2 separate regions of the Homo sapiens genome follow, and region 2 is linked to region 1. A link is a loop called in an ENCODE intact Hi-C map of the cell type or tissue named here. Cell type or tissue: heart left ventricle. All regions are shown on one strand. Links, peaks and the distances in the headings refer to the core of each region. The heading gives the core; the rest is flanking DNA.

Region 1 (10,315 bases), core at 1,553-9,552:
CATTAATTGATATGCATATGTTAAACTATCCTTGCATCCCTGGGATGATGCCCACTTGGTCATGATGGTCTTGTTTTTTTCTTTTTGTTTTGGATTTTAGGTTCAGGAGTACATGTGCAACTTTGTTCTATAGGCAAACTCATGTAATAGGGATTTGGTTTATAGATTATTTCATCACCCAGTTACTAAGCATAGTACCCAAAAGTCGTTTTTTCTAATCCACTCCCTCCTTCCAATTTCCACCCTCAAGTAGGCCCCAGTATCTGTTGTTCCCTATTTGTGGCCATATGTTCTCTTTATTTACCTCCCACATATAAGTGAGAACGTGTGGTATTTGGTTTTCTGTTCCTGCATTAGTTTGCTAAAGATAATGGCTGCCAGCTCCATGCACATTCTTGCAAATGACATAAGCTCATTCCTTTTTTATGAATGTATACTATTCCATTGTGTATATATACCACATTTTTTTACCCAGTCTATTACTGATGGGCATTTAATTTGATTCCATGTCTTTGCTATTGTGAGTAGTGCTGCAAAGTACTTATGTGTGCATGTGTCTTTATGGTAGAGCAATCTATATTCCTTTGGGCATATACCCATTAATGGGGTTGCTGGGTTGAATGGTAGTCCTGTTTCTAGCTCTTTGAGAAATTGCCACACAGCTTTCCACCATGGTTGAACTAATTTACTTTCCTATTAGCAGCGTATAAGCCTTCCCTTTTCTTCATAACCTCACAGCATCTGTTATTTTTTGACTTTTTATAAATAGCCACTTTAACTGGTGTGAGATGAGTACCTCATTGTAATTTTGATTTGCATTTCTCTCATGATTAGTGATGTTGAGCATTTTTTCATATGCTTGTTGGCTGCATGTATGTCTTCTTTTGAAAAGTGTCTGTTGATGCTATTTGCTTACTTTTTAAAGGAGTTGTTTGGTTTTATTTCTTGTAAATTTGTTTAAGTTCCTTATAGATGCTGGATATTATATCTCTGACAGATACATAGCTTGCAAAAATTTTCTCCCATTCTTCCATTTGTCTATTTTCCCTGTTGATAGTTTTTTTTCCCCTTGTGCAGAAGTCTTTAGTTTTATTAGATCCCAATAGTCAATTTTTGGTTTTGTTGCAATTGTTTTTAGCATCTTTGTCCTGAAATATTTGTGAGTTCCTATGTCCAGTATAATATTCCCTAGGTTATCTTTCAGGGCTTTCATAGTTTTTGGTTTTACACTGAAGTCTTTAACGTGTCTTGAGCTGATTTTCATATATGGTATAAGGAAAGGGTCCAGTTTCAATCTACTGCATATGGCTACCCAGTTATCCCAACACCATTTACTGACTAGAGAATTCTTTCCCCCTTGCTTGTTTTTGTCAACTTTGTTGAAGATCAAATGGTTGTAGGTGTGCAACCTTATTACTAGCATCTCTGTTCTGGTCCATTGTTCTATGTGTCTGTTTTTGTACCAGTACCATGCTGTGTTGATTACTGTAGCCCTGTAGTATAGTTTGAAGTCAGGTAACATAACGGCTCCAGCATGGTTCTTTTTGCTTAGGCTTGCCTTGGCTACTCACGTTCTTTTTCTGGTTTCATATAAATTTTTGAATAGTTTTTCTTCTGGTTCTGTAAGAATGTAATTGGGTAGTTAGATAGGAATAGCATTGAATCTCTAAGTTGCTTTGGGCCATATGGGCATTTTACCAATATTACTCTTCCTATCCATGAACACAGAATGTTTTTCCATTTGTTTGTGTCATCTCTTATTTCTTTAATCAATGTCTTGTAATTCTCAGTGTAGAGATTTTTCACTTCCCTGGTTAGCTGTATTCCTAGGTATTTTGTTCTTTTTGTGGCAATTGTGAATGAGATTGCTTTCCTGATATGGCACTCAGCCAGGATATTGTTGGTGTGTAGAAATTCTAGTGTTTTTGCACATTGATTTTGTATTTGGAAACTCTGCGGAAGTTGTTTATCAGCTCAAGCATCTCTTGGGCAGAGACTATGGTGTTTCCTAGACATAGAATCATGTTGTGTGCAAACACGGATAGTTTGACTTCCTCTCATGGATATCTTTAATTTCTTTCTCTTGCCTAATTGCTCTGGCCAGGATTTCCAATACTGTGTTGAATATGAGTGGTGAAAGAAGGCATCTTTATCTTGTTCTAGTTTTCAAGGGGTAATGCTTTCAGGTTTTACCCATTCATTATGATGTTGGCTGTGAGTTTTTCATAGACGACTCTTATTATTTTGAAGTGGTTCCTTCAATACCTAGTTTCTTGAGGGATTTTAACAGCAAGGAATGTGAATTTTATTAAGCACCTCTTTTGAATCTATTGATATAATCATGTGGTTTTTGTATTTAGTTCTGTTTACATAATGAATCACATTTATGGGTTTGTGCATGTTGAACCAGACTTGCATCCCAGAAATAAAGCCTATTCAATTGTGATAGATAAGCTTTTGGATGTGCTGCTGGATTTGATTTACCAGTATTTCTTAAGTATTTTTGCATCTGTATTCATCAAGATTATTGGACTGAAGTTTTCTTTTTTGGTTGTGTATCTGCCAGGTTTTGATATCAGGATGATGCTGGCCAGATAGAATGAGTTGGGAAGGAGTCTTTCCTCTTGCATTTTTTGGCATTGTTTCAATAGGAATGGTACCAGCTCTTCTTTGTACCTCTAGTAGAATATGGCTGTGAATCTATCTGGTCCTGGACTTTTTTTTTTTTTTTTTTTGGTTGTTTGATAGGCTGTTTATTATTTATTCAATTTCAGAGCTTGTTACTGGTCTGTTCAGGGATTCAATTTCTTCCTGGTTCAGTCTTCAGAGGGTGTATGCATGCAGGAATTTATTCATTTCTTCTAGATTTTCTAGTTTGTGTGCATGGAGGTATTTATAGTAGTCTGTGGTGGATATTTGTATTTCTTTGGGGTCAGTGGTAATTTCCCATTTGTCATTTCTAACTTTGTTTATTTGGATCTTCTTTCTTTTTTTCTTTATTAGTCTAGCTAGCAGCCTATCAATCTTATTAATTTTTTGAAAAAAAAAACAAATTTTAGATTTGTTGATATTTTCTAGCATTTTTCATGGCTCGATCTCCTTCAGTTCAGCTCTGTTCTTGGTTATTTATTGTCATCTGCTACCTTTTGGCTTGCTTTGCTTCTGTTTCTCTAGTTCTTCTATTTGTGGTGTTAGGTTGCTAATTTGAGATCTTTCTAATTTTTTGATATGGGCATTTAGTGCTATAAATTTCCCTCTTAAAACTATCTTAGCCGTGCCCTGGAGATTCTTGTATGTTGTATCTTTGTTCTCATTATCTATCTAATACTATCAGTGTGGTGTTGAAGTCTCCTACTATTATTATGTGGGAATCTATATCTCTTCATAGATCATGAAGGACTTTCTTTATGAATCTGGGTGCTCCTGTGTTGGGTACATATATATTTAGGATAGTTAGGTCTTCTTGTTTAATTGAACTCTTTACCATTATGTAACAACTTTCTTTGTATTTTTTTATCTTTGTTGGTTTAAAGTCTGGTTTTTTTTTTTTTGAATTTTTTTTCTTTTAGGATGTTGAATATAGCCCCCAGTGTCTTCTGGCATATAGAGTTTCTGCTGAAAGTTCTGCTGTTAGCCTGATGGGTACGCCCTTTGTAGGTAACCTGCCCTTTCTCTCTAGCTGCCTTTAACACTTTTTCTTTTATTTTGACCTTGGAGAATATGAAGATTATGTGTCTTGAGGATGATCTTGCATAGTGTCTTGCAGGGGTTCTCTGTATTATCTGAATTTGAATGTTAGTCTTTCCAGTGAACTAGAAAACTCTTGAGAATGTTCTCATGAACGATATCCTCAGATACATTTTTCAAGTTGCTTGCTTTCTCCCCATCTCTTTCAAGGACACCAATAATTTGTAGATTTGGCCTTTTTACAGAATCCCATATTTCTTGGAGGTTTTGTTCATTTCTATTCATTCTTTTTTTTCTTTGTGTCTGACTGTATTATTTCAGAAATCCAGTCCTCAAGCTCTGAGATACTTTCCTCTGCATGGTCTATTCTGCTATTAATACTTGTGATTGCATTAGGAAATTTTTGTAGTGTATTTTTTAGCTCTATCAGGTCTGTTAGTTTTTTTATAGTAGCTATTTTGTTTGTCAGCTGCTGTATCATTTTATTGTGATTCATAGATTCTTTGGATTGGTTTTGGATGTACTCTTGAATCTCACTGATCTTTATTTCTATCCATATTCTGAATTCTATTTCTGTCATTTTAGCTATATCTGCCTGGTTAGCAACCCTTTCTGGAGAACTGATGTAGTCATTTGGAGGACAGAAGAAGTCTGGCCTTTTGAGTTTTTGTATTGTTTTTTTCTCTTCTGCATGTTTGGGTGTTCGTTTAACTGCAGTGTAAATCAGGTACAGTGAGTAGGCTTCTTTTGCGGATGTTTTCAGAGGCCTGAGGCTTTATGCAAAGTCTTTATTTGTAGCTGACTTCTTGTCATTGGTTTCACTGAGAACTGTGTTAGTGAAGTATTTTTGGTGTTGAAGTTGTGGGGTGTGATCCAGTAGGTGGCACTTAAGCATAATGGTCAGTAGATAGGCTCTTGCTCAGTTATATGGCTCTTCTGTATTTCCTCACAGTTGCACTTCTGCTCTCTCTTAAAGGTCTGAATGTGTGGGCTACTCCCCCACTTGAGTGCTGGCTGCAGATTACTACTTTAGTACTCCTGGGCTACACAGCGCAGTTGTGAGGTGATGTCAGGGTTTCTGTTCCCTCCCCAAATTGGAGGCAGCACAGGAAGGGGCTTTAGCAGTGGTTGTGCCCCAGAAAGATGCAGAGCTGCAATCAGTCAGTATGATTGGCCTGGGATGGTGGGCTGCACTGTGGGTCCCAGCTAGGTAGTGGGGAGCAGGTGCCTGGTAATGGGCAGTGGGGTGGGACCTGTGAGAGACAGGCCTTTTTTCCTTAGGGAAACTGCAGCTTGCTGGAAGGGTGGATAAGGAACTTAGAGTCTTGGTTCTTTGCCCAGTGGGAGGGAAGCAGGGGCAGTACCACTGCAGAGGCAGTGGCCAAGGGGCTTTCAGTTGCCCCTTGGAGCTCCACCTCCAAGAAACACAGTCACTGGTACTGAAAGTATTCAGCTAGAGGGCAGGGCAGCTGCACTGCTAGCCTGAGCTGGGAGGTCAGCTTGATAAGGGGGGTGGGGCTTGACGGCTCCAGGAAGAAAAACTGGTCTCTCCTCTTTATGGTGACTGTGGCATGCTGTATGCTTGGTGTAGCCCTCAGGCTCTTTATTTCTTCCCCAGACTGAGGGCAGCAGGGGCAAAACTGCTGCTGTGGCAGTGGCAGAGGGGCTACTGATTGCCTCTGGGAGCCTCTCCCCAGGGAAACTCAGAATCACTACCATTGGGTATGCTCAGCTGTGGGTGGGGTAGCTGTTCTGTGGTTCTGAACCAGGATTCCTGCTTGATAAAGAGTGGGGGATGGGCATTCCCAGGGTAGAGGGACTGTATTGGTCTCTGTATGGTGGTTGCTGTGTGCTGGAGGTGCTAGTGACTAGGTTCTTTGTTTCTTCCACAGCTTGAGGGCAGTTATGGCAGTACCACTGCAGCTGCAGTGGCAGGGGAGTTGTGGGTTGACTCTAGGATTTCCTCCTTAGAGAAATGTGGAGCTGCCTCTGATTGAAGTGATCAGTTGGTAGCAGAGTGGTTGTGCTGGAGTCCCAGGTTGGGTGGCCCTGCCCGTGAGATGTGAGGACAGGAAACTGTATGGAAGGCAATTTGGCCCCTTTTCCATCGGGTGACTGCACTGTGCTAAAGGTCTGTGCCAGTCCCTAGTCACCTCTCCAGAACCTGTAGGCAACAATAATGAATGCTATGAGTGATTATTGTGCTGAGGAAAAGATGTATATTCTGCAGCCATTGTATGAAATGTTCTGTGAACATCTATTAGGTCCATTTGGTCTATTGTGCAGATTAAGTCTGATGTTTCTGTGTTTATTTTCTGTCTGGCTGATCTGTTCAATGCTGAAAGTGGAGTGTTAAAGTCTCCAGCTATTATTATATTGAGGTCCATCTCTTTCTTTAGCTCTAATAATATCTGCTTTATACATCCGGGTGCTTCAGTGTTGGATGCATATATATTTACAATTATTATATCCTCTTGCTGAATTGACTTATCATTATATAATGACCTTCATCTCCTATAGGTTTTGTTTTGACATCTATTTTGTGTAATATAAGGTATAGCTAGTACTACTCTTTTCCTGCACCCATTTGCATAGAATATTTTTTCTATCCTTTTATTTTCAGTTAATGTGTGCCTCCATAGGTTGTATGTTTCTTGTAGACAACAAATTGTTGGGTCTTGTTTTTTTATCCATTCAGCCACTATTTCCCTACATTGGAGGGCTTAGTCCATTTACATTCAATGACATTATTAATAAATAGAGACTTACTCCTGCCATTTTGTTATTTGTTTTCTAGTTGTTTTGTGGTCTTCTTTTCCTTCTTTCTTTCTTGTCATTTTTAGTGAAGGTAATTTTCTGTGGTGTTATGGTTTAATTCCTTGCTTTTTATTTTTCGTTTATCTGTTATATGTGTTTAGATTTGAGGTTACCATAAGGCTTGCAAATAATATCTTATAATTCATTATTTTAAACTGATGACAACACTGATTACATAAACTAACAAACATGGAAAAATAAACTAATAAAAACTCTACACTTTAACTTCATTCCCCCACTTTTTAACTTTCGTTGTTTCTATGTATATCTTAATGTACTGTCTATGTCTTAAAAAGTTATTGTAGTTTTTATTCCTTATCAGTTCATCTTTTTGTCTTTCTACTTAAGATACAGGTAGCTCAAACACCATAAATACAGTTTAATAATGTTCTGTTTGTTTTTATACTTACTAATTCCTCATTAAAGTCCTTTTCTTCCTGATCAAATAACTCCTTTTAGCATTTGATAGGATAGGCCTGGTATTGATGAAATCCCTCAGCTTTTGGAAAGTCTTTATTTCTCCTTCAGATCTGAGGGATTCTCCTTCCCCTGCCAAACCCCCACTGGCTATACTATTCTAGGGTAAAAGTTTGTTCCTTCAGGACTTTAAGTATGTCATGCCACTCTCTCATAGCCTGTATCATTTCCACTGAAAAGTCTGCTGCAAGATGTAGTGGAGTTCCATTGTATGTTGTTTCTTTTCTTTTTTTACTTTTAGGATCCTTTCTTTATCCTTGCCTTTTGGGAGTTTGATTATTAAATGCCTTGAGATAGTATTCTTTGGGTTAAATCTCCTTTGTGTTTTATAACCTTCTTGTACTTGCCTATTGATATCTTTCTCTAGGTTTGGGAAATTCTCTGCTATTATCCCTTTGAGTAAACTTTCTACTCCTTTATCTTTTTTTTAATGCCAATAACTCTTAGATTTACCCTTTTGAGGCTATTTTCTAGATCTAGTAAGTGTGCTTCATTCTTTTTAACTCTTTTTCTTTTGTCTTCTCTGTGTATTTTTAAATAGACTGTTTTCAAGCTCACTAATTCTTTCTTCTGCTTAATCAATTCTGCTCTTAAGAGACTCTGATTCATTCTTCAATATGTCCATTATATTTTTCAGTTTGAGAATTTCTGCTTGTTTTTAATTATTTCAATTTCTTTGTAAAATTTATCTGGTAAGATTCTGAATTCCTTCTCTTTGTTATCATAAATTTCCTTGAGTTTCAGCTATTTTGAATTCTCCGTTTGGAAGGTCACATAGCTCTGTCTCTCCAGGATCAGTCACTGGTGCCTTATTTAGTTCATTTGGTAAGTTCATGTTTTCTTGGAGGTCTTGATGCTGAGGATGTCTGTTGGTGTCTGGGCATTGAAGATATAGGTGTTTATCGTAGTTTTTGCAGTCTGAGCTTGTTTGTACTTGTCCTTCTTGGAAAGGTTTTCCTGGTATTCAAAAGAACTTGGGTGTTCTGATGGAAGCTTCATATCACTGCAGCTTTATCTGCATTAGGGGGCACCCCAAGCCCACTAACAATGTGGTTCTTGTGGACTCATAAAAATACCTTTTTGGTGGTCTTGGATAAGATCTGCAAGAATTCTCTGGAGAACCAGGCAGAGATTCCTCTCTTTCCTTATTTTGTTCCAGTGAATATCTCTCTCTCTGTGTGTGCTGAGATGCCTGGAGCTGAGGGAGAGGTAACCTAAGCATCCCTGTGGCCACCATCACTGGAACTATGCCAGGCCAGACATGAAGCCATTGCAGTACTCTGTCTTACCCAAGGCCTGCTCTATCTATTACCTGGCTACTGCCTATGTTTGCTCTAGGACCTAGGGCAGTACAATTGCAGGTCACAAAGCCAGCCAGGCATATATCCTTCCCTTCAGGGCAACAAATTTCCCTAGGCCCCAGATGGATCCGCAGATATTATCTGGGAGCCAGAGTCTGGAGTCAGAAACCTTAGAAATCTACCTGGTACTCTATTCTACTGCAGCTGAGCTGGCACCCAAACCACAAGACAAAGTCCTTCCCATTCTTCCCTCCCCTTTCCCCAGGCAGAGGAGTCTGTCTCCATGTTTATCCCCACCACAGGCCCATAGGGAGTACTGCCAGCCTATCACTGATATTTACTTCAGGCCCAAGGGCTTTTTAGTCAGCTTGTCATGAATGCTGCCAAGCCTGGGACTCACCCTTCAGAGCAGTGGGCTCCCTTCTGGCTGTCCAAGAACCAAGGGCTGGAATTGGGGACCGCAAGAGTCCATTTACTAGTCTAGTCCACTGTGGCCTCACTGGTACCTAATCAGCAAGACAAAGTCCCATTTACTCTTTCCTCTGCTTTTCTCAAGCAGAAGTCTCTCCTCATATTCTACCATAGCTCTGTGCTGGGTCACACCTGAAGCCAGCATGTCTGAGTCTCACCCAAGTCCCACAGCATGTACTACCTGGTTCTGTTGCTGATTTTGCAGGGCCCAAGGGCTCTTTACTCAGCAGATGATGAATCCTGCCCAGACTGTATTTTTCCCTGCAAGTCAGTGAGTTCCCTTCTGGCCGAGCATGTGTCTAGAAATATCATCTCAGATCTAGGGCCTCACAACTCTGCCCAGTACCCTATCCTACTATGGATAAGCTGGTATACAAACTGCAAGACAAAGTCCTCTTTATTCTTCTTTCTTCTCCTCAAGTGGAAAGAAAGGTTCTCTTTTGGAGCTGCAAGCTGCACTGACTGGGGCTGGGGGGAGGGGTGTTGCAAGCAGTCCCTTAGCTGCGCTGGCTGGTTTCTTATTAGGTCACATGCCTCCAAGTCCACTGGCTCCAAGCCCAGAACAGCAATAGGTCTTGCCCAGGAATTGCAGTCCTTGTGGTCTAGACTGCCTTTTAAGTTTATTTAGGACCTCATAGCGCATTAGCCTTCGCTGGTGAGGCATGAGAAAACTCAAGTTCTGACCACTGGGATGGGCAATTCCCTGCTGGCTCATCTAAGTTCCCCCTTGAAGGCCATGGGCTGATTTGTTCCCAGTGTTGCTTTCTGCTATGACAGGGCAGCACTGAGTTCCAATGCAAAGTCCCAGAATTGCTGGGCTCTCCCTTCCTCGAGCACACAGATTCTTCTTCCACATGTAGCTACTATTGGGGGATTGGGGAGGAGATGTATCAGCAAGTCAAAACTGTCTTTCCTATTCCCTTCAGTGCCTCTTTTAGCAGTATGAAGTTAAAACCAGGTATTGTAAATCGCCTGATTTTTGGCTCTTATGAAGGTGCTTTTCTGTGCGGATAGCTGTTAAATTTAGAGATCCAGGAAGACAATTGGTGGAAGCTTCTATTCAGGAGCTCCACCTCCCTCCAGAAAAATGCTTTGTGTAAGTACTTTAAGCAGAGGATCAGGAGCATGGTGAAAATTTTGCTTTTACAAAAGTCGCTCAAAAAGATGTATAGAGCAGTGGTTCTCAAATTTTAGTGTATGTCAGAATCTCCTGTAGATCTTTTTGAGACCAGATTGCAAGACACCCTCTTCTCCCAAAGTTTCTGGTTCTAAGTCTGAGGCAGAGCATAAGAATTTGCATTTCTAACAAGTTCCCCAGTGATACTCATACTGCTGGTCTGAGGATCATGCTTTAAAAAATCACCGTAGAGGATAAGTATACCAAGGGGAAAAAAAACAGGCAAGGTAACAAGACCAGTTAAGTAGTGTGAAAGCAATAAAATCCATGAACAAGGTGAAAACAAAACAAAAGCAGTAACAACCAAATTAGATTCAATTTATTTATGTTGTTGGTAAAAAGACAATTTAAAACATCGATGGTAGATATATATTCCTAATTGATC
Region 2 (10,315 bases), core at 1,336-9,335, 270 kb after region 1:
TTTATAAAATAAAGATATAAAGAAAAAATTTTCTACAGTTGTACAATGTGTTTAGGATTTTAAGCTAAGTGTTATTAAGAAAGAGTCAAAAAGTTTTAAAAATTAAAAAGTTTATAAAGTAACAAAGCTATAGTAAGTTAAGGTTAATTTGTTATTGAAGAAAGAAAAATCTCTTTTATAAATTTAATGTCACCTATGTATATATAATGTTTATAAAGTCTACAGCAGGAGTGTACAGTAATTTCCTAGGCCTTCACATTTATTCACTGACTAACCCAGAGCAACTTCTAGTCCTGCAAGCTCCATTAATGATAAGTTCCCCATACAGGTATAATACATTTTATCTTTTATACTATATTTTTACTGTACCTTTTCTATGTTTAGATACACAAATACTTACTATTGTGTTATACTGCCTGCAGCATTCAGTACAATAACATGCTGTACAGCTGTTAGCCTAGGAGCAAAGGCTATACCATATTGGCTAGATGTGTAGTAAGCTATACCCTTAAGCTATACCCTCTAGGTTTGTGTAAGTACACTCTGTGATCTTCTCACAATGATGAAATTGACAAACAATACATTGCTCAGAACATTAAGCAACACACTACTGTCCTTGTACTTCTTTCTTTCTGAAAGACTTTTCAAAGCATTTAATAAGGGTGTGCATGTTGTAATTCTCCCAGAATGGGATATCTATTAGGCTTCTTAAACTTATTTTTCCATGTAATTCTTTCTGCACTGTTTCTGAAAAACATTCTGCAAGACTAGCACTCAGTGGCCCTACGGAAGTGTGCCTACTGCCCTGTTGCTGTCATTCCCTGATCAGGGAATATGGGAAGAAGGGTTTCTGTAATCTCATGTCCCATGGCAAAACTGTTGGTAATAGAGGGAATGGTGGCATGCGTCACCATCGACAATACTGAAAACATATCACCGTGACCTACTGTTGGAATTAGAGAGCAGACATCTCATTATGCAAAAGTATTGTAGCAGTCGGGGTCCAATCAGGAAAAAGAAGCCACACGTAAGTTAAACAAAATAAGTTAATATAAAGAATTAACAACTATGATAGAAGAATAGGTATTAGCTACAAAGAAAGTCAATTCACTAGCCTCAGGCTGAGGGAGAGCCACCAAGGAATGACAAACTGGCAAAGGATCCAGACTTTCATGGAGAAGGTGTGGTTCAGCCCATGGGAGAGCAGGAAGCTTTTTGGTTTAGCCAGGCTAGAGCTGACCCAGAGTTTCCAGACTAGCAATAGACCACCTTTCAGAGGCAGGCCAAGCAGATAATCAGCAGCTGGTGGCAAGGCCATGCAGTGGGGGTTGGAACACCTCTCTAGGCAATAGACTTTCAAAGCACATGGGCTATGCAGGGGCTTGCAGAGAGAGAAGCAGATCTGAGTTTATCTCTTAGGACACATGCAGGTGGCATGCAGGATACTCAGGGGCTTATAGAATCAACAACTGCTCCCTATGTGACCCTCCAGACCACAGGCAGCTGTATGGTTTGTTTCCATGAGAAGAGAGCTGTAGAGAAGTTATTTCCTGGCCCAGGCTATAAGATCATTCTATGGCTATAGTTGAACAGGCTCCACAGTGTTCTCATGCTCATGACTGCTGATACCCAGCCCAGGTAGGAAATTTCAGGAAGACTCTTCCTCTTGCAATGTCCCTCCAGTGTTTGCTGAGAAAGCTAAACATTGTGCTCACATTAAATTAGAAGTGCTTAAAGGGATTCAGCTATTTATCAAGGAACATATGTTGAAGGGTGCATTGGAACTGAGAGGTCGTAGATTAAAAACTCACACAGGTATGTTGCTGATTCATAATAGTGGATCTTGCAACAGAATGCATTGCCATCCTATGCCACTGCACAGTGTGAATGCTGGTACTGCTGTCTGTTTCCCACCTTCTCCTACAATTGGAGTAAAACTTGGAGTAGTGACTACCTAATCACTTTTTTATCCATTTAGTTTTTAACATTTTATTTTGAAATAATTATAGATTCATTGGACATAGCAAAGATAGTACAGAGAGATCTTTTGTATGATTTATCTAGTTTCCTTCAGTAATTCCATCTTACATAACTATAGTACATTATAAAAATCAGGAAATTGAAATCGACGCCATATACACTAATAGTACTGTGCCACTTATCACCTATGCAGATTCCTGTAACCACCACAGCAATCAAGACACAGAAGTTTCCTACTACCACACAGATCTCCCTGTGTTACCCCTTTATAGTGAAGCCCACCCCAACACGTCCCATCCATTCACAATCCCTGAGAACCACTAATCTGTTCTGCACATTTGTAATTTTGTCATTTCAAGAATGTTATTGAAACGGTACTTTTATCGTATGTGACCTTTTGAGATTGGCTTTTTTCACTTAGAATAGCACCCTTACATGGATAGCTGAATAATGTTTTTAATCCACCCCACAATCTCTGTCTTTTCATTTTTATGCCTTGGGCATTTACATTTTATGTAATATTTGAAATTATGGGGCTCAAGTCTGAAATTTAAGTTTGTCTTCTCCGTTCCCTCTGTTGTGTGTTTCTCTCTTTCATTTTTCATGTCTTTCTATGAGTTACTTAAATATTTCTTAGAACACATTTTGATTTAGCTATAGTGTTTTGTAACACATCTCAAGTATGATGGATTTTTATTAGTTCCCCTAAATACATGTTATACACATAAAGCTTATCACAGTCTATTGGTATTAGCATTTTACAGTTTGAATGAAGTATAGAAACTTTACCTCCTTTATCCCTTTTCCCTACCTAGTTTATAATATAATTGTGTTGGTTAACTTCTCCACACATATTGAGAATATCAGACATTATACCCCTAGCTTCAACCTTCAATCATAATTTAGAAAATACAAAAGGAGAAAAATAGAATGTATACTATTATTTCTTCATGATTTTCCTCTTTCTATTCTTTCTTCCTTCCTGATATTTCAAGATTCCTTCTTTCATCATTTCCTTTGTCATTCAAGAATACCCCCTAGCCAATTTTTTAGTATAGGTTTACCAGCAACAAATTATTCTTAGTTTTCCTTTGTCTGAGAATGTGTTTATTTTTTCTTCGTTATTGAAAGATCATTTTGTTAGACAAAGAATTTGGAGTTGGCAGTTAGTTTCTTTTAACACTTGAAACATATTGTGCTCTTGCCTTCTGGTCTTCATGGTTTCTGATGAGAAATTTGCTGTCATTCACATTGTTCTTTCTGTATAAGCAAGGTGTCACTTCTTTCTTACTGCTTTTTGGAACTGAGAGGCAATAGATTGAAAACTGACACAGGTATGTTGCTTATTGGTAATGGTGAATTTTGCAGCACAGTGCATTACCGTCCTATGCCACCGCGCAACGTGAATGCTGGTACTATTGTCTTTGTTTCCCACCTTCTACAATTGGAATAAAACTGGGAGTAGCGACTACCAGGATTTTTTTTTTAATTTTGTTTCCTGAAATTAGATTATGATGTGTGTTGGTGGTTATCTTTTGCCAAATTTGGAAAAAATTTATCCATGAATTTTTTGGACTATTTTTTAAGCCCCACTGTCTTTCTCTTTTTCTGGAAATCCAATGGCATGAATTTTAGATCTTTTTTATAGTCCAACTTGTCTCTTAGTTTCTATTCTTTTTTCACTTTATATTCTATGTTTTGTTCAGATTTGATACTTTCTATCATCGTATCTTCAAATTCACTGATCCTTTCCTTTTGCCCTTTTCATTTTGCTAAGTCCATTCAATGAGTTTTTAAATGTTCGTTATTTCTACCTCAATTCTAGAATTTTAATTCGTTTCTTCTTTGCGTCTTCTATTTGTTTGCTAAGGCTTTCCACTTTTTCACTTTTTTTTAAGCATGTTTGTGATTCTTCACTAATGCAATTCTGTAATGGCTACTTAAAAATTCTTGTGAGATAATTGCAACACCTGTATCATGTCAGTGTTGGTGTCTGTTGATTGTTTTCTGCTTTGGTTTAGGTCTTTGGTGGCTCTTAATATGAATGATTTTCAAGTGTATCTTGGACATTTTGTCATTTATGTTGTAAAACTCTGCATATTACTTATGTATTTCTGACCTTTGACTCCCTGAAGAAGGGTGTTCAATGACTGTTTTGTGAAGGTGGGATACTGGGCTCCCCATTATTCCTCCAATGCCATCACCCCTGCTGGCTGGAAAGTTGGGAGGCCCCTCTTTATTGCTCTCCTTGTAGCCTTCACTGACATCATTGCCAGAAGGAAGCCCTCAATACCAGTGGATGATGAAGAAAGTTCTAGTTACCAGCTCTGTCCTCTGACACACAAAGGGAAGAGGAGAAGATCTTGATACCGCTAGGTGGGGTAGAAGTACAGGATCTTCACATGGCTTCCACTGACATCTAGAGGAGCCCCGTCACCATCAAGTGGGAACAAAAATCCTGGCCCCACACTTGGTCTTCTCTAATATGAAAGTAGTTGGAGAGAGAGACAGCAAAGGGCAAAAAGCCAGAAACTTACACTCACCACTCAGCCTTTGCTGATGGGAGTAAGGGTTTAGTTGTGGTTTTTCATGTTGTTTGCCTGGAGTATGGTACTTATGGCCTAGAAGTGTCCTGTCTTTCTAGGCTGACACTTTTCAGCTTATTTGGCTAGAGAAAGCAGGTTTTCCTGGGGAAATTTCATTTTCTTCCCCTCTAGGACTTTCTGAGTTACTGCTTCTTCCCACCACCAGTTCTTTATATATGAAGCAAAAAGAAATCCTGGGAATTCACCGCCTTATTGTTCCTCAGGTCCCAAGGTTCCTAGGCAGTTCGCCTTCTCTCTGCTTTTCAAAGTCCTCATGTTTATTTCATGTGTCCAATTTCTAGGGGTTTTAGCTGTATTTAGTAGGAGAAATTGAGAGAAAGAAGTATGTCTATTCCAACTTGATCCAGAAACAGATGTTCCAAATCAGTTTCAATTATTAGGATTTCCTTTTCTACAGGAGAAAATGGCTTTCCTCCTCAACTTGCCAGTTTTTCTGCCTCTCAGCTTTCCCTTTCCAACTATGTGTGGTTGGCTCCAAAACAATTCTTTCATTAAATAACCTCATGAGGTCACTCCTACCAGCTGTGACAGCGTCTCAACCATTCCCATGTTAATGTGGTCTTTTCTGTCGTCCACATATGAGACACAGACATTAACAGCATATGTTGTTTAAATTCTCAACATATGCTGATCAGTTTTCCAAACAGGTATTCAGATCTTCTTTGATCTACTGTTTTATTGAGATTTTTTATAATAAGTGACTAATTCAAACTTACCAATTGGCAATATTATTAAGGCCAAATTTTCCTGACTGTTCAGTCTATGGCTTTGTGTCTTAAAATACCCACCTTTCGTCTTCCAAGCACTCGCATCTAGGAGGCTGAGGTATAGTATCAATATTTGAGTGATTGAAATGATGTTTTAGCCAGAGATAGAGCTGGGAGTGGATTTAACAGTTATTGGGGTGTTGAATACACACTAGAAGTTTTATACGCATCATCAAATTTATTTCTCAAAATAAAGCCATGATGTATATTTTACCAGTGAAGATTTTTCAAGGTCACACGGTTAGTAAAACCCAACCTGGGACTGAACTTCTGCTGTAAGTATGGAGCTATCCAGCAGTCCATGAAACATTAGTACATCATTACATCAATTTAGTGGGCAGCACACATTATCTTTAAAAGTGAAGGAGTTCGGAGTAGAAAATATCACCAGGCAGTTCACATAATTAGGGAAACTATTGTTTAATGAACACAAAGTTTGTTTCTTGTATATATACATTTATTAATCTAATGTGTGCATTGAGTCCCCGTGCATAAGATATTATTCATAATGTGGCTGGTAGTCAAAGAAATTTGGAGCTATTGTGTTAGGTGACCTTCTGAGACACTTTCTAAGCCTTCATCTGATGTATTGTTTACCAGACCCACTGTGCTGATACTTTTCCAGGAAAATGCCTGATCCTTCAAAAACAAAATTTATTTTGGGTTAGAACAGGAAGTAGCTATTTCTGTGGCAAAAATTAGTGCTAGCATATAATTCTTGCTGCCCATGATTTGTGTGTGTGTGTGTGTGTTTGTGTTTCTGGTAAGAGTACACTTTGCCATTTTTTTTCTTCCTTATCGTACCACAAAACTCTCTAAAACAAGGTGAAATTCCAGTCAGTCTCACAATGAGATGAGAATTGAAAACTCAAAGTACAAAAGATAAACTCCACTGGTTAAGAGGGCAGATCCTGGAGTTCCACAGATGTATTTCAAATCCAGGCTTTGTCACTCAGAATCCTGGGCAAATTACTATTTAATTTTCTTACCTGCAAAATAGTAATAATAGTAGCAACTAACTCTTTGTGATAATGTTAAGATTAAAATGAGGTATACATGTAAAGTCATTATCAAAGTGTTTTGCCTGACAACAAAAACTTAATAACTATTAGCTATTAGTCTACTACTTCTGAAGTAAGACTTTAACAGAAACCAATAATTCCAAAGGAAATTTTGAACTGTTACAGGCAGGAAATGAACCATTTTGCTTTCTTGTTAGACTTTTTAAGTTGCCCTTTTCTTAGAATATACTAAACAATGAAGTAACACTGTTCAAATTTTATATTTTAAATAACTGTTGGCTGATTTTCGATAAAAGGAAAATGGAAGAAAATTGTGTGTTCTTCACTTTTGTTTCTTTATATTCAAACTGCCATGGCTATACAAACCACACCTCTCCATAATCTGTGTAATTCTAATTTAACTTACATAACGTTGTGGGGTGAAGTGAAGAGCCAGAAATTGTGTGGAATTGTATAGGAAAGCTGGATTTCTTTACTAAGACCCAAACCCCAAGAGCTGGTGCTCCTAGAGTATTTTGAGTCTGAAAATGACTCAGACTCCTGAGTGTATCACTGATAAAAGGATTCTTGATATTGCAGGACAACCTGGACCCATCCATGTTCCCAATGCAGAAGGGCTCCCTCAACCTCCTGAGGCAGAAATGGGAATCTTGTGATTATCAGAGAAGTGAGTGTCATCCCAGGGACAGCCATTGTACAATTTTCCAGCCTCAGGAAAGCAAATTGCTTGCGCCTGAAGGAGAGGTAGTATCAGCACCTCAATCTTTGGATCCCACAAGTCTGCCCTACAGTACAGGGGAAGAGATGTGGAGTTCGAAGCCGGAAGAGAAGGATTCTGTGGACAAGAGTAACAACACCAGGGAATATGGTCGGCCAGAAGTGCTGAAGGAGGATTCCCTGAGCAGTCGGCGCAGGATTGAACGCTTTTCCATTGCCCTTGATGAGCTGAGGAGTGTGTTTGAGGCTCCTAAGAGTGGAAACAAACCAGCTGAGTACGGTGGAAAGGTAAGGAGCCATTGATTGAGAGTCTATGTTTACATATGACTTCCTTGCCTAGCCTACCATTTATTACTAAGCATGTAATCTTTCCCCCCGCCAGTATTCTAGACAGATGTCCTGAAGCCGATGTGTAATGCAGTGTGAAATGTGACATCCTCTCCTATTAATTTTCTCTAAGGTCTGCTTCAATGTGGACTTGACTTCCTTTTTCTTCCATAAAAACAATATTGATATGCCCTCTTATGTTGATGTTTCTGTATGTATGTGCCTTATTTCTACAACTACGTTGTAAATTCCTTAGAGGCAGGAACAATTTCTAACCACTCTTTGTGCCTCAAACATTTAACAAATGGTGTTGCTTTTAGCCAAAGCTCCATGAGGATTTATCAGTAATGATGCTGACATGGAATAAATGAAGGCTTTGGAACCACAGTGATCCAGGTTTTAATCCTAAAGCCTGCCATTAACTTCTCTAGCTGAATGACACTTAACCTTAGAAATACAAATGTCTTAATCTGCTACTTTACATGGATCTTATGAAGATTATAGGTAACATTTTAAACACTAAGGGTAGAGTCTGGAATATTTTGTGGTAGGTGATGATCATTCCTCAGTGATTATGGTGTACTATAATGTCACATATAAAATATGTCTATTAGCTAAAGAGGGCATTTAGCCAAATTTAGGAAACAGGATTAGCAACATTATTAACTAAGACCACATTTATACTTTTGCGGTAATTAAAAGCAATTACTATTTCAACTGGAATTACTTGAATTTATTTCACTCATTAGGGCCTGTACATAATAGAAATTATAGTTGAATTTTGCAAAGAATTAATACATGATCTCAGGTTTTCCTTTAGAAAGCAAAGTCCACGCTTTTTTGTTTGTTTGATTGTTTTTTTGTTTTATTTGGTTTTCACCTAATGACAGTTTTATCAGAAAGGTACACAGTCGTATTCTTGTTAATGGATAATTAGCCTTCATAGAAGCCATCACAGAAATAGAATATTTTTGAAAATCAATTATTTTACTAATTCTTGCTTCCAGTTGTCTTATTGGGAAATATGTAGTAAGCCATCCTTCTTGAAAATCAAGTAACTCTAATTTGTTTAATGATAATAAGAGATATGAAGTTATATTTATGAGGTTATGTAGAGACTACAGAATCTCTTAAAACATGCAACCATTTGCTGATCCCTGATTTGAAGATTTTCTTTTTCTATTTCACAGGTGCAATCATTTTTGTTTATACTTTTATATCTTTTAGATGAATGTTTAGGGATTGGGGTACACAACAAAGATAGTTACAATGTCATTTATTTTTTATCTTTGTAAATTAAGAAAAGTAAAGCCACAGAAAATAATTTCCATTCAATCCCTCTTGACTTTACTGTAATAATTTTGAATATTTACCCAAGATAACTGACAAAAGAAATGACCAAGGTAGAAAAAGTCGTCTATATAAATGATGTAATGTAACCTACTCTCATCTGGATGAGATGCAACTGCTTATATACAACAGTAAGATAATAACACATTAATGAGTTTCTGATTTAAATGTGAGATTACTAATATTCAGCATGATAGGTGGTTTGCCATCTAGTAACTATAAAAATAATTATGAAAAGAACCAGATATATTAAAACCACCATTTGCCTTGTAAAAATGAGATTAGTTTAGTATATGTAACATACTGTTTTAAATATCCTAAGGTTCTATGTCATAATATGGTATTTCCATAAATGTATGAAACAAGGTTGATGGATTTAAAAATTTCTTATCCATAGAAGACACATAGTTTTTAGAATCAGTTCACAAAAAAAGTGTTAGGAATGTTTGCAAACTTATTTTCTATATAAATTCTACAACAAAGGGGACGAGGAGAAAAAGAACAAAGAGAGCTCAATGAGGAATTAACTTGTTTTCTCCAAGTGAAGTATTTTGTTATATTATTAGGCATGTAAAAAGAATTCTAGTTCAACCAAATTTAAAATTATATATTTCACCCCATAGCATATTGATTACATACAACTTAATTATTAGTTTTTATAGATGCTTTTTTCTTTCTCATGTGACTACTTTATATTATTTAGTGCTTCATTATAAAGTCATGATATAATATTTATTTGCATAAATCATCTAAAAAATTCTGGCTACTCTATAACTCTGACATTTATGTTTTTTGAGACTACTGAGATATTGGGGATGTGGAAAAAGGTATTCAATATTTATTAAACTTAAAGCAAGGACAGAAAATAATTTCAAATAAGGAAAATCTTTTGTAACTAGTAAATCATCTCAACCATAAGGAACAATAAACTACATTTTAATGTTGCTATGGAAGGAAACCCTTCAGTAGTAGGCACTTGGTTTATAAAATTTGTAAAATAATTGCAGTAAATTGAGAGCTTGTAGAATTTTTAAAGGTATGGAATATCGTGTATATGTACATCTATTTACAAGTAAATAGACATACATAAACATACACATATACACATACATTATGTATACATACATGCATATATAACTATACATTTTAATGTATTTTTATATAATATATGTGTATGTGTATGTATATTTACTTGTAAGTAGATGTACATTACAATAGACATTATAATGTATGTGTATATGTATATGTACACAGTTTTTAATCTAAATATTTTTCAGCAAACAAAGGGGAAATGTACATATTCATTATAATGTGTCTGTTTAAGGAGAGTTTGGTCAGACAAACATTTATTACTAGAAAAAGGGATCTACAGACTCTTAATGTTTTTCTCAAAAGGCCAGGCACAGTGGCTCACACCTGTTTTCCCAGCACTTTGGGAAACCTGAGGCAGGAGAATCACTTGTTGCCAGGGGTTCCAGAACAGCCCAGGCAACCCATAGCAAAACCCTGTCTCTACAAATATTTAAAAACTAGCTGGCTTGGGAGT

Evidence for each region. Peaks named below come from ENCODE experiments on the same cell type or tissue, not always from the same donor. Only the 100,000 strongest peaks of a DNase experiment are listed, where the experiment ranks them.
Region 2: it touches region 1 in a loop (14-fold over the local background); 3 of 110 quality-filtered maps call a loop at or near these places.

What each region holds. Positions count from the first base shown.
Region 1 is chr2:166,623,469-166,633,783 of GRCh38, forward strand. No RefSeq gene overlaps it. Among named protein-coding and RNA genes, the nearest start is that of SCN7A, 130 kb to the left of the region's middle. RefSeq lists an enhancer at 5,066-5,566. In heart left ventricle, for the core only: a CTCF peak has its summit at 4,567 (motif pointing right); no DNase peak of the experiment used is centred there.
Region 2 is chr2:166,896,511-166,906,825 of GRCh38, forward strand. It overlaps XIRP2 (xin actin binding repeat containing 2), which reads left to right. Exons shown (of 11, transcript NM_152381.6): 2 at 6,955-7,380. The coding sequence starts at 6,973. Among named protein-coding and RNA genes, the nearest start is that of XIRP2, 13 kb to the left of the region's middle. In heart left ventricle, for the core only: a CTCF peak has its summit at 4,365; no DNase peak of the experiment used is centred there.